Regions from separate parts of the Homo sapiens genome. Here region 1 is linked to region 2. The links are chromatin contacts, found by Hi-C or POLR2A ChIA-PET in ENCODE. All regions are on one chromosome and are shown on one strand. Each heading gives the region's core, a stretch centred on a gene start or an enhancer-like site at or near the end of the contact. The rest is flanking DNA. Distances are from core to core; before and after follow the strand shown.

Region 1 (5,371 bases), core at 2,730-5,229, 680 kb after region 2:
CTTCTCCAGATTGAATAATACTTTAACAGATAGATTTCATTTGTAATGAATAGTGTTTTGAAGTTTTCAAAAATAATTGCCAACATTTTGAAAGTAGATTTCACATAAAATCTAGATTTCAGCTTTTCCTGGAAAAATTGGATGATCTCGCAATACTGGGCCTACGTTTTCACCAGGCTGCAATTGCTTGGAGCTGAGTAATGTCTGTCCCTTTTAAAGGAGGCGCAACCTCCAGTTCACTCTGGTCCCTACCATTTTCTCTGCCAATACCATTCATTCAGGTTAGCTGCCTGGTCTCTGCAGCCCTCTCTAAATAAAGCTGGAAATTATGTTAGGGGGAAGGAGTGGAGGCAGAAGCAATAAGCAGTGGGGCACAGGTGTGCAGCTCCTTGGGCGTGGCAAAGCCCAGGAGGGGAATAGGGACACAATGCCCCAAAGGCCTAGGACTTCCAGCATCAGCAAAGACTCCTACCTAGAAAGTGACAGAGAAGGCAAGGATACCAAACAGCAGGCTCTGACACTGACAATTATCTAGGGCAGTCTGAGAAAGAAGGGGTCCTTCCCCTGGTTCCTGAAATCCCGAGTCCTTGTGAAAATCCTAGAGAGTTTGGGGAGGGGAGGGGGACAGGAGAGTCCACAATGACTGAGATCATTTTCCAACAGCCCTTGGGGAAGTAGCGTGAAGTCAGACTTAATGAGAGAAAATAAGAATATCCATCACTTCTTGTACATGCACGTTTGTGGAATAAGATGTTAAACATCAAAATGGAGATTTAAAGAAAGGGCTAAGAGTAAAGAAGTGGGTGAGGTTAAGTTTTGACTAAAATAGTTATGGAAGTTTTCACAGAGGAGGTGCAATTTGAGCTGAGTTTTGAAGGATGAGTAGGAGGTATCCAAATGTAAGTTAATCTACCTAAAGACAAACATTTGAGAGTGCAAAGCATATTCAGGGAACTTGCAGTAGTTCCGTGCAACTAGGCCATTAGATGCTCATCTTTCGGTGGGGGAAAACAGGACAAGGAAGGAAATGGAAGAGAGTGAAACCAGAAGGGAAGGTTTAAGCCTTCACACATTCTTCATGACTGTATGAAGTATACTATGCTTTAGTATACCTTCTGTGTTTAGAAAGTTAATTGACTGGGCGCGGTGGCTCACGTCTGTAATCCCAGCACTTTGGGAGGCCAAGGCGAATGGACCACAAGGTCAGAAGTTCGAGACCAGTCTGCCCAACATGGTGAAACCCTGTCTCTACTAAAAATACAAAAATTAGCTGGGCATGGTGGCAGCGCCTGTAATCCCAGCTACTCGGGAGGCTGAGGCAGGAGGAATTGCTTGAACCCTTGAACCCGGGAGGCGGAGGTTGCAGTGAGCCGAGATCGTGCCACTGCACTCCAGCTCTGTGGGACTGAGCAAGACTCCATCTTGGGGGAAAAAAAAAGAAACAAAGTTAATTGTGCTGGCTGTGTGTTCAATGCTTGGGGAAAGGGAGATTGGACAAAGGCCGTTAAGTAGGCTCTTGCAACAGTCCAGGTGAGAGTTGATAAGGGTTTGAATAGTCACTGTGGGAATGGAAAGGCGGGTTTGGATTTCAATAGTCATTTATTGAGTACTTACTGTGTGCCAGGCATTGTGCTAGGTGCTGAGATTACACAAATAAATACTGAGCCTTGCTTTGAAGAAGCTCATTGATTAAGGGACAAAGATGACCACACCTGGTAGAGCCAGCCTAGAGCTGAAGCAGCTGAGACTGTCAAGCCTTAGTCTCATGTGTTGTACATTCCATCATGGGTCACATTCTGAGGGTCTGTTTCCACACAGGGGTTGGGGCCATCTAAGAGGTGAGATACAACCTACCTTGCAAGTTTTGAAACTCATTTCTTCCTCTACAGGGCTATTACAGCTATTCTTGCTGACTAAAGGGATCAAATGATCAAAATCTCCTTTAATTTTCAATTTTACAGAAGGAACTTCTCTAGATGAGCAATTTTTTAGACATGGTAACTTGCAATCATTTGGACTAAGGTGAAATTGAATTAACTCTATTGTTAAGGGAACTCCATTAATGCTTCATCACTGTTTCCAATAAGCTTCCGAATCAGGCTGAATCTTTTCCCACTTGCAGGTATAAGATGTTCACTGCCTTTGCCTCCTTACCACTTGCTGACTTCTCTATGTAGTTTATTCTTTGGATCACACAGTGCCTGGGACATAGGTGTTCAGTAAGAGTGGAGGACATGGGTTCGTAACACGCAATGTGATGCTTTGAAAAGTTGTGCGCTGTTATCTTTGGAGGCGATCAAACTGAACTAGTTGCTAGAAATGTTCATTCATCCAGAAAATATTTATTGAGAGTCATACATATTTATTTACAAAAGGCCATGTTTATTTACTTATTTATTGCCAGACACCATTCTTGCATTGCACAAAGCAACGAACCAAACTAAGTCCCTGCTTATCCTAGTGAGGTGGACAAGCAATAAACAGATTATGAGTGTGTATACACACACAGTACATCGTTGTAATGACAGGTGATACCTGCTATTTAGAAAAACAAAACAGTAAAAATAAAGGATGATGTTGGTGGGGAGGAAGCATTTTATACATTGCCTATGGGTTGCTCGGGGAAGGCCTTTCTAAAGAACGGTATTTGAAAAGAGACTTACAAAACATGGAGAGAAAAGGTGACGGAATTGGCTTTCCAGATATCTGGGGACCCAGTCTTGCAGGCAGAAGAAGGAAAAAATGCAAACATTCTGGTAAAGAATCAAGCCTGTCCTGCTGGAAGACCAGCAGGGAGGCTAGTATGAAAGGAGTGAGGAAAGGGGAGAAGAAAGAGGAGACCGTGAGTAGGAATTGATAGGATTAGAGATCCAGCCCTTTCACCTGACATTCTTCCTAAGGGCCAACTGAAAAAATTTCATGCTGAGGGAGAGGATGACTAATTGTCGTAAATAATCATTGTGTTGGCAAATGCCTGGGAAGCTTTGAGACTTTGCTAGGAGTCGTAAACATCACGAGCGGTGATGAACTTGCCTGTATGATCGCTGCTGTATCTCCAACGCCTGGCACATATAGAAGCTCAATATATATTTGAGTGAATGTTTGAAGTTTATCTTTGCTTTTTCAACCTTTCAGAATATTAATGACTAAACTGTCTCGTGCAAACGGTCTAACGTGGTGGGGGGCCGCGGGGAGGAAGTGCAATTGAAACTCAACCTATAGGACATTATGCATACATATCATTAACAGACAAACAACAAACAAAGGATGCCTTGTGCTTTGTTAATGTCTGTTAGCTTCCAGCAGCCTGTCTCCAGGGTGGCACTCACTGTGCCATTTAGACTGGAGAGATTACAACCATTCTGTAATGTCTTAGCAAATACTGGCACCTGACCTGTCCAGATATTTCTGGCAACGTCTGAGATCTTTTTCCATCACATGACCAAAGCCATATTTGCAGAGGGTAGTGGTACTTCTCTACTTTTGCAACACCCTTGGGTATACTCAGTTATCTAAAAGACACCATGAACTCCAAATTACTCCAAAGTAATTGTTCATTTTAGGCTGTTTATAAACAGGCATGTTTCAGAAAGTGTTACAAAATCAACGTGGTCACTTCCAAGAGTGAAAGTGTTAGATGACCAATTTGCCCAAAAGGGGTTTGTAAATAACTAGATGGTAATTTACCAAAAAAAACCCAACCAAACAAACAAACAAAAAAAAAACAACAAATCCATCCCCCGGCCCCTGGCTACATTAGTTTCCTTCATTTTACTGCACCATGCAAAATCCGTTCGTGCCATAAAATCACTTCTCTTACTTTACACCTTGAACGGAAAGTCCCAGTGTATTTCATCACAATTAAACAAATCGCCTAGTACTTAATTAGTGGGAATTCAATTTGCAAAACTCCACGTGAGCCCAGTGAAAAGATGTAATGCCTCAGACAGCCGGTACTGCGACACCTCGTTTGCCCAGAACTCTCCTCTGGCACTTTCTCCCCACCCCCACCCACCACCTGGGGTTTTCCCCGCAAGTCCTGGCCCGGGGCCTGGACCTGCTGAGGTCCCGCCCGGCCGCGGCCCGCTCTAGACCGGAGTTCCCGCCCCAAGGCCCTTCTGAGGCGGGTGTCGACCTTCGCGTAACCCGCGCCCAGGAGGGCCGCTCGGAAACTGCTGTGTCAGAATGGTTTGAGGAGTCCCGAGTCAGAGCCAGCTTTAATTCGGGAGGGATGACTACCCAGGGCTGGCCCGCGGAGACGCAGCCGGGAAGGGTGTGGTGCAGCTGTCGGGAGAGCGCGCCCGGGCCCGGCCGCCTCGGCTCCGCCCTCGGCCCCACGGTCCCCCATCCCGCCGCCCGCCAGCGCCCCGGGGCCAGCGTCTGGAGAACTGTGGACGCGCACGCGCGTAGGACGGCGAGCAGGCCCCGCCCCTCCCCGGCCCCCTCTCACGTGCTGCTCAGCGTGCGCCCAGACATGTGCGGGCACACGTGACAGCGCCGCGTCCGGCCCCGGTTCCCTAACCCCGCGCGGCTGTACTTTGAACCCAGGCGTGGGAGACTGGAGCAGGGAAGGGAGGAAGGAAAACCAGGCGGGGAGGCCGGCCTCGGGGAGAATGATATCATCTGCAGCTTTATCGCTAGGCAACCTAAGAATGCTTTTCCTCTCTCTCCAATCCTAGAGCCCCTTGAAGAGCTCAAGGCTGATGACATTATTCCCCCCTCCTTTCCCTCCAACCCCCCATGCAGCGCTCAAACGGTGATTCAAGGAGCAAGGGTTGGTTTACTAGTTTTAAAATGAGGATCTTAGCAGGCACAGTTCAGAAATCGATCCATTATCGCGCCCACTTGGGTCTGCAGAGGCCTTCGGGGGTGCCTGCAGTCAGGTGCCTCTCTGGTCATACGCGGTTTACACAACCACGATATGGCTAGGCAGATAGATAAGCCTTGTTCAAGATAATATGTATTTGAAAACTAAGTCCTGCTTAAGGTGTCTTAGAATCCTGTGTCTTTATAATACTATAAGGGTTTTTCTGGTTGCTCTGAGTTACAGGTCGCCAGGAGTTGGGTCAGACTGAAGTCCCCCTGTTACAGCTAATTTTCGAATCACAGTGAGGAAGCCGCAAGGCCGCATATGGAAGCAACATGTATTAAACTATCTGGCAGATACTCAATATCTCTGTTGTGCAGCACATAATATTCTGTGTGCACACCCATATGGAAAAGGCTCCAAAATTGAAACCTTAGCTAAAGTTCACAGTGCCCTAAAAATACTCTATATAAAAACTGTAGCACATGGCCCTCTCTCCAGCTTGCTGGATTCTAGAGGTTCTCTCTGACCAGCTTCATAGGTTATTTTGGTCCTAGATCCCTT
Region 2 (5,546 bases), core at 2,131-4,630:
TTCACAGAATGTGGCCATTCAGTCTTCCTAAAGGAATTAATATTAACAGTCCTTGTCAACTCACAGCATAGTTCTCTGAGGATGTGTTTCTTTCTGTTTAAATAAAAGAATTCCTGAAACAGGCCAGTAGGTTAATACTTTACACAAAGTCATCCAGAGCAAATATTCTCATACAAATATAGTTGTCATAAGAGGCTCCAAGTGCCTCTTAATACCATACACATATTCAGTCAGCTACTGAAGGGAAGAGAGAATGATTAGAAAGTATGAAGGAAGGAGGCTTGGAGTGGAGAGAAAGGAGAACAATTTGCAAAGACAAAGAAATTTTAAGCCAGATTTAGATAAGAGTACTAGAGCTGGTTTGAATTAGAGGGGAATAAGCTGTGTAAGTTGCCTTCTTTCTTTTACTTCACCTGCAGTTCCTTTGGGAAGCTCTTTGCTGAGCCAGGATTAGAGAAATTTTATTCCTATAACTGTAACTTGTTTTGACCAGCTTGCCCCACCAGTTGAGAGCTATAGTTTGAAGAATTCTCAAGCAAAGAGACTTTACCTGGTTGATGAGTTCAGAATTCAGATAAAGCCTTGAAAGTGGGAATGAGTCATTGTTGGTGCCTGATGGCTATAATTCTCGAAGGTAATCGGGTTTAAAAGCAGTTTTTTTGGTGAATGATGTCATCCTCCATAAAAGCAGATTTTAATTTCTTTTAAGATACCAGTGGAAGTTGTGACCCAGAAATGCCCCAATGAGACCTTACAGATGGCTATTTTCCTGTGCTGTTTGGCATATGTTCATGAAAACCACAGGGGAAAATTGGCTTTGACATGCTTGTGCTTTAAGGTATATGCTGCAGTACCTTGTAAAGGTTCATTTTATTGCCAAATATAACATTCAGTTACCAACTGGAAGTGTAAAAGTTCATATTTTCTTTTTTCTGTTTTTTTTTTTTTAACTTTTAAGACATTATATTTACTAAGATTCTGGCGATAGCTTTATGTAACAAGACACAGCATACCAGGCTTGCTACTCAACTTGTTTATGGTAAGTCTCAGCCTCAATATGAAGCTGTATTTTTTTTAAAAATCAAAACCCTGCTTTTTATATGCTCAATATCTTGGCAAGTGTGCCATTAAACACAGCAGTGAACTTAAGACAGCAAGAGAAAGGAGTTAACAAAAGCTAAACATTGCAGCCTAAACAAACTTCATACAAAAAATAAAGGAACTATCACTGGTTACATGGAATTTTCCTGACTAATTAAAACTTTATGGTATGAAACATGCACTTTAGAATATTTAGTTTTCAAGTTCAAAAAGTACCAGTGTACCAGTGTCTATTTGAAACCATTTCTCTCCAAAGCCAAAGTGTCATCAAAATTAATTCAAATGACCCAGCATATTCTAATGCTAAAAAATATTCAGTATTATTGAAGTGGAGGTAAATCCCAGGGGTTTTGGGGCTTTCTCATGCTGCAAAAGGGCTGTTTCTCTGGTTCATTCAAAGAAGCGTATGACAAAATCCAAGGATGTCCCTAAGCTCAGTAAAAGGCAAGACTCCTGGCACCCAGCTCTGACCTCTCCATAAAGCCTGGCTACTCTTTCCTCAAATACAGGAAGTGTGAGGATCAAAGGCATGTTGTTCTCCTAGCTTAAAGAGACAGCAAAGCACCTCCTCCCTGCATCCTAAAAAGCACCTTTCCCAGGTAAATAAAAGTCTACACGGGGAAAAAATTAAAATACACTGATCTACAGAGTACGGATTTTGAAATGTCAATGTAATCCTTACTTCAAAAATTTTAACTACTTTAAAATTTTTAACATCTGGCCGTTTCTGATTCCACCTTAAAGATGTATTCAAGTTGGATTTCTGTTGATTTATCATTGTACACTTCTAGTCAAAAATATTAATTTTATTCCCAAATATTGTAACCACTAGTGCTACTGCAATGTATTATCTCCCAGAGTTATCAAGCACTGGAAGAGAAAAGAATAGATAAGCAGCAGGCAACATTTACGGCCCTTGCACACAGCGGCATTTGAATAGCTACTGGGTAGTCTGGGGATAATTCTTTTTTTTTTTTTGAGATGGAGTCTTGCTCTTTTGCCCAGTCTGGAGTGCAGTGGCACCATCTCAGTTCACTGCAACCTCTGCCTCCCGGGTTCAAGTGATTCTCCTGCCTCAGCCTTCCAACTAGCTGGGATTACAGGCACCAGCCACCAGGCCCAGCTAATTTTTGTATTTTTAGTAGAGACGGGGTTTCACCCTGTTGGTCAGGCTGGTCTCAAACTCTTGACTTCAGGTGATTCACACGCCTTGGCCTCCCAAAGTGCTGGGATTACAGGCGTGAGCCACTGCGTCTGGCCAGTCCAAGGATAATTCTAAAAACAAGAAAATTCATGCATTATAGTAAATATGTTGTAATTTTCACAGTTGAAATTTCCTTAGACATTGTACTTTCTCTATAAGGGAATCCTGATTTTTCTTAATATTATGATGAGTCAGGACTTGAACTAGCAGCCTTCTTTCTCTTCTTACTGTTTTTCTCATGCTCCTTTTTCCTTTTTTTGTGTTGTTTTTTCTCATTCTTCACTGCTTTTCTTCTTTTTTGCTCTTATCTCCTCAATATACTCTGATTCTGACAAGGACTCAGGTGATAAAGATTTATCTTCAGAATATGGGTTTCTTTTTGCTGAGTCGTTTAATAGCCTTTTTCTTTCTCAGTTGGGTCCTTCTTTTTCTTTAAAAAGAAGTCTTTCTTCCTTATTGTCTTTCTATCCTTACTGTCTGATTCAGTTTCTGACATGGAGCTTTCAGAAGATTTATGTGAATGGTTCTTTTTCTTTCTCCCTTTTCCATGTTTCTTATCCTCATCCTCAGAATCAGAAGAACTGCTGGAAGAATCAGAGCATGATGAAGACGATGAATACCTACCAGATTTATTCTTTTTCTTTTTTTTTCTCTTTTTTTGGATAAGCTCTTACTTTCACTTAACAATTTCTTCCTGTGTTTTTCTAGTTTTTTCTTCAAATTCATACAAAGCCTTGGCGCCTTTTTCTTTTTCTTTTCTAGTTGCTCTTGCACTTCTTCCCAGATAGGCCTTGGTTGACGGAGAGAATCCTGGATTGTTGGCCCTTAAGACTGGATTGGACCCCTTGATCTGGCCATTGCTGTTGGATTCACATAGGCTACCCGATGGTCCTGCTTCTCCTTGGTGCCCGAGTGAGCGCACAGTCACTCATCAAGGGACACGGTCACCCACCAAGGGAAACCTGGCTCGGGAGGCAGCTGAAGTAGGCCTGCCGCAGGTCCTTCTGCACTAAAAGTTCGTATTTTCATGAAAATCTTACCAATGTGTTTAGCAGGCTTGCTTGTTTCATTTTCCCCCCATTAGTCAGTGCCTACTTGGTTTACCACTAGAGGGCATTGTTGGCAGTGATATCAAGAGAAAGCATACTACAGCATTTTGCCAAAAAATTTTGTGCAATCTTTTTCAATTTTCATTTCAGCCAGTAAATAAAAACATACATTTAAAAGCTACTTCATTTAATATTTTATTTTTATATTTTATGCATCCCAAATACTGAGCTTCTAGGCTTTTTGTGTGTATTAATTTAATAAAAGAGAAATCATTGTAAACTTTGGTTCCAGTTTTCCAACAAACGCTAAATCTAGAATCTGTCAGTTTTCCCCCTGCAATGTAATACACTCTCACACATCCTTTCTTGGAATGTTATCGAGCACTTGGAGACTCATTATTTTTTATTTCCCAAAAGAGTGAAACTATTCTATTTTCCATATCATGGCTTTCCTGATATTTGTCAGAGGATCTCAAACTAGCAAGGGACCTTCAGTTTATCTAGTTCAACTATTTATAATAGACAGAATTTCTTCTACACAGTGATGAAGGGCTGTCTAAACCTCAAAATGATAAGAGAAGCGTTTTCCATTTTGGAACAACTGTATTATTTATTGGAAAGTTCATCAGGTGAAGGCAGAAGTTTGCCTCTTTGAAATGTATTGTATCAGATAAGATCTTTTAGTTGCAGATAACAGGAACCAAATCAAGCTTGCTTATGAAAAAGGGGGGTAGATTAATTATTAGAAAATAGAGGTGTCCGGGGCCTTTTGGGGGGTGGGGGGCAAGGGGAGGGAGAGCATTAGGACAAATAATGCATGTGGGGCTTAAAACCTAGATGACGGGTTGATGGGTACAGCAAACCACCATGGCACATTATGCCTACATAAAAAACCTGCACATTCTGCACATGTATCCCAGAACTTGAAGAAGAAAAAGAAAACAGAGGTGTCTTGTGGGCTGTGGGTAACTGGACACCTGAGATCTGTCGGTACTCAATCTCTCTCAGTCTGCTGCATCTGCTTCCTTCTATGTAATTACTTCATTCATTTCTCTCTGCACATCAGGATTTTCTGCTTCTCGCATCCCCATGGTGAAATATGCCATTTGAATGATAAAAATGACAAATAACTTTTGTTACCTAGCTGGAGTAGGCTGTTTCAGCATTCTATGAAGCTGGCCACCTCGGGATGGTGCAGTATGTGATTTGATCTGTCGTTCCCAGGGTCACAGGCCCACTCTCACACTGCCTTCATGGTGAAGTAGGTCTCTTGGTTGGATGCTTTGTTGTGTGGGTTTCCAGGTCTGTGGATGAGGCACTCCATAAGCCCTTGGTAATGGTGCTGGCTAAGGCTGTGCAGGCAGGAAAGGAAAACACACGCTTAGGACAGGTATCTGTCCCTGTGAGGATGAACGGCTGACTGGTCTTTCCAGGATGGAAGGGTTCCATGTGGTCAACTTGCTACTAAGTGGCTGGTTGATTCCCTCAAGGAATATGCCATATTGAAGATTCAATGTTTATTTCTTCGGATGTTCAGAGGTAACAGTAGGTAGACAGGCATTGGTAAGTGAGGTTCATGCTGTCAGGCTCACACATAGCCTCCATTTCTGCCACCATGTCCAGCCTGTTCATGTGTTCATCATGCCTGCTCTGGGTGACCAATGACAAAGACTAGTTAATGTCAAGAGGCTGAGTCATCTCATTTTACTTGGTTGTTCAGTGCTTTTTCCATGGTAGATGCTTTCTGGTGGGTATCCACATGTAAGACACAAGTCTTGACACTTTATACATTCACCCATTTGTCTACCCACATGGCTTTTCCTCAGACTCCTTGTCTCTGATCTTCCAGTCCTTTTCCTTCCAGTTCCCCGCCTGCACAACTAGGCCATTGGCCATTTCCTAGGAATTTATATATATTTTCACCTTGGGTCATTTCTCCTTCTATCCAAAGTGGATGACCAGTTATACTGCTCATAGATCTGCCATTGGGAAGATTTCCTCTTTACTCTCTTTCCCTGAATGTGGTTGTAATGAAGCCACTGTCTATTTTTTGGTTTTCATCCATATACTGAGCCAATCCATCCATAAACCAAGCTTTGGCTTCTTTCTTTCTTTTATCTGGTCATACAGGACCCCTCTGGCCCACCCTCCCTCATTCCCACCCAAATATGTTCATAAGTGCAAGAGTTGGG

What was found. A loop is a pair of places that touch in the nucleus more often than their neighbours do. ChIA-PET counts read pairs that join two places held with the same protein, here RNA polymerase II (POLR2A). Pooled maps may share reads with other maps.
Region 1: a loop to region 2 is called in a pooled map, with 4 times the contacts of the local background. The contact joins two enhancer-like sites. A Hi-C loop is called at or near these places in 1 of 168 maps with a recorded cell type or tissue (MCF 10A) and 4 of 50 pooled maps. POLR2A ChIA-PET finds 5 or more read pairs at or near these places in 1 of 52 experiments (BJ).

What each region holds. Positions count from the first base shown.
Region 1 is chr12:26,110,057-26,115,427 of GRCh38, forward strand. No RefSeq gene overlaps it. Among named protein-coding and RNA genes, the nearest start is that of BHLHE41, 12 kb to the right of the region's middle. RefSeq lists a silencer at 4,104-4,453. Within about 2 kb of position 3,980, at least 38 of the 41 ENCODE cell types and tissues checked have a DNase peak (open chromatin) inside an H3K27ac peak, as active enhancers do.
Region 2 is chr12:25,433,096-25,438,641 of GRCh38, forward strand. It overlaps the pseudogene FAM133GP. Among named protein-coding and RNA genes, the nearest start is that of LMNTD1, 120 kb to the right of the region's middle. Within about 2 kb of position 3,381, at least 6 of the 41 ENCODE cell types and tissues checked have a DNase peak (open chromatin) inside an H3K27ac peak, as active enhancers do.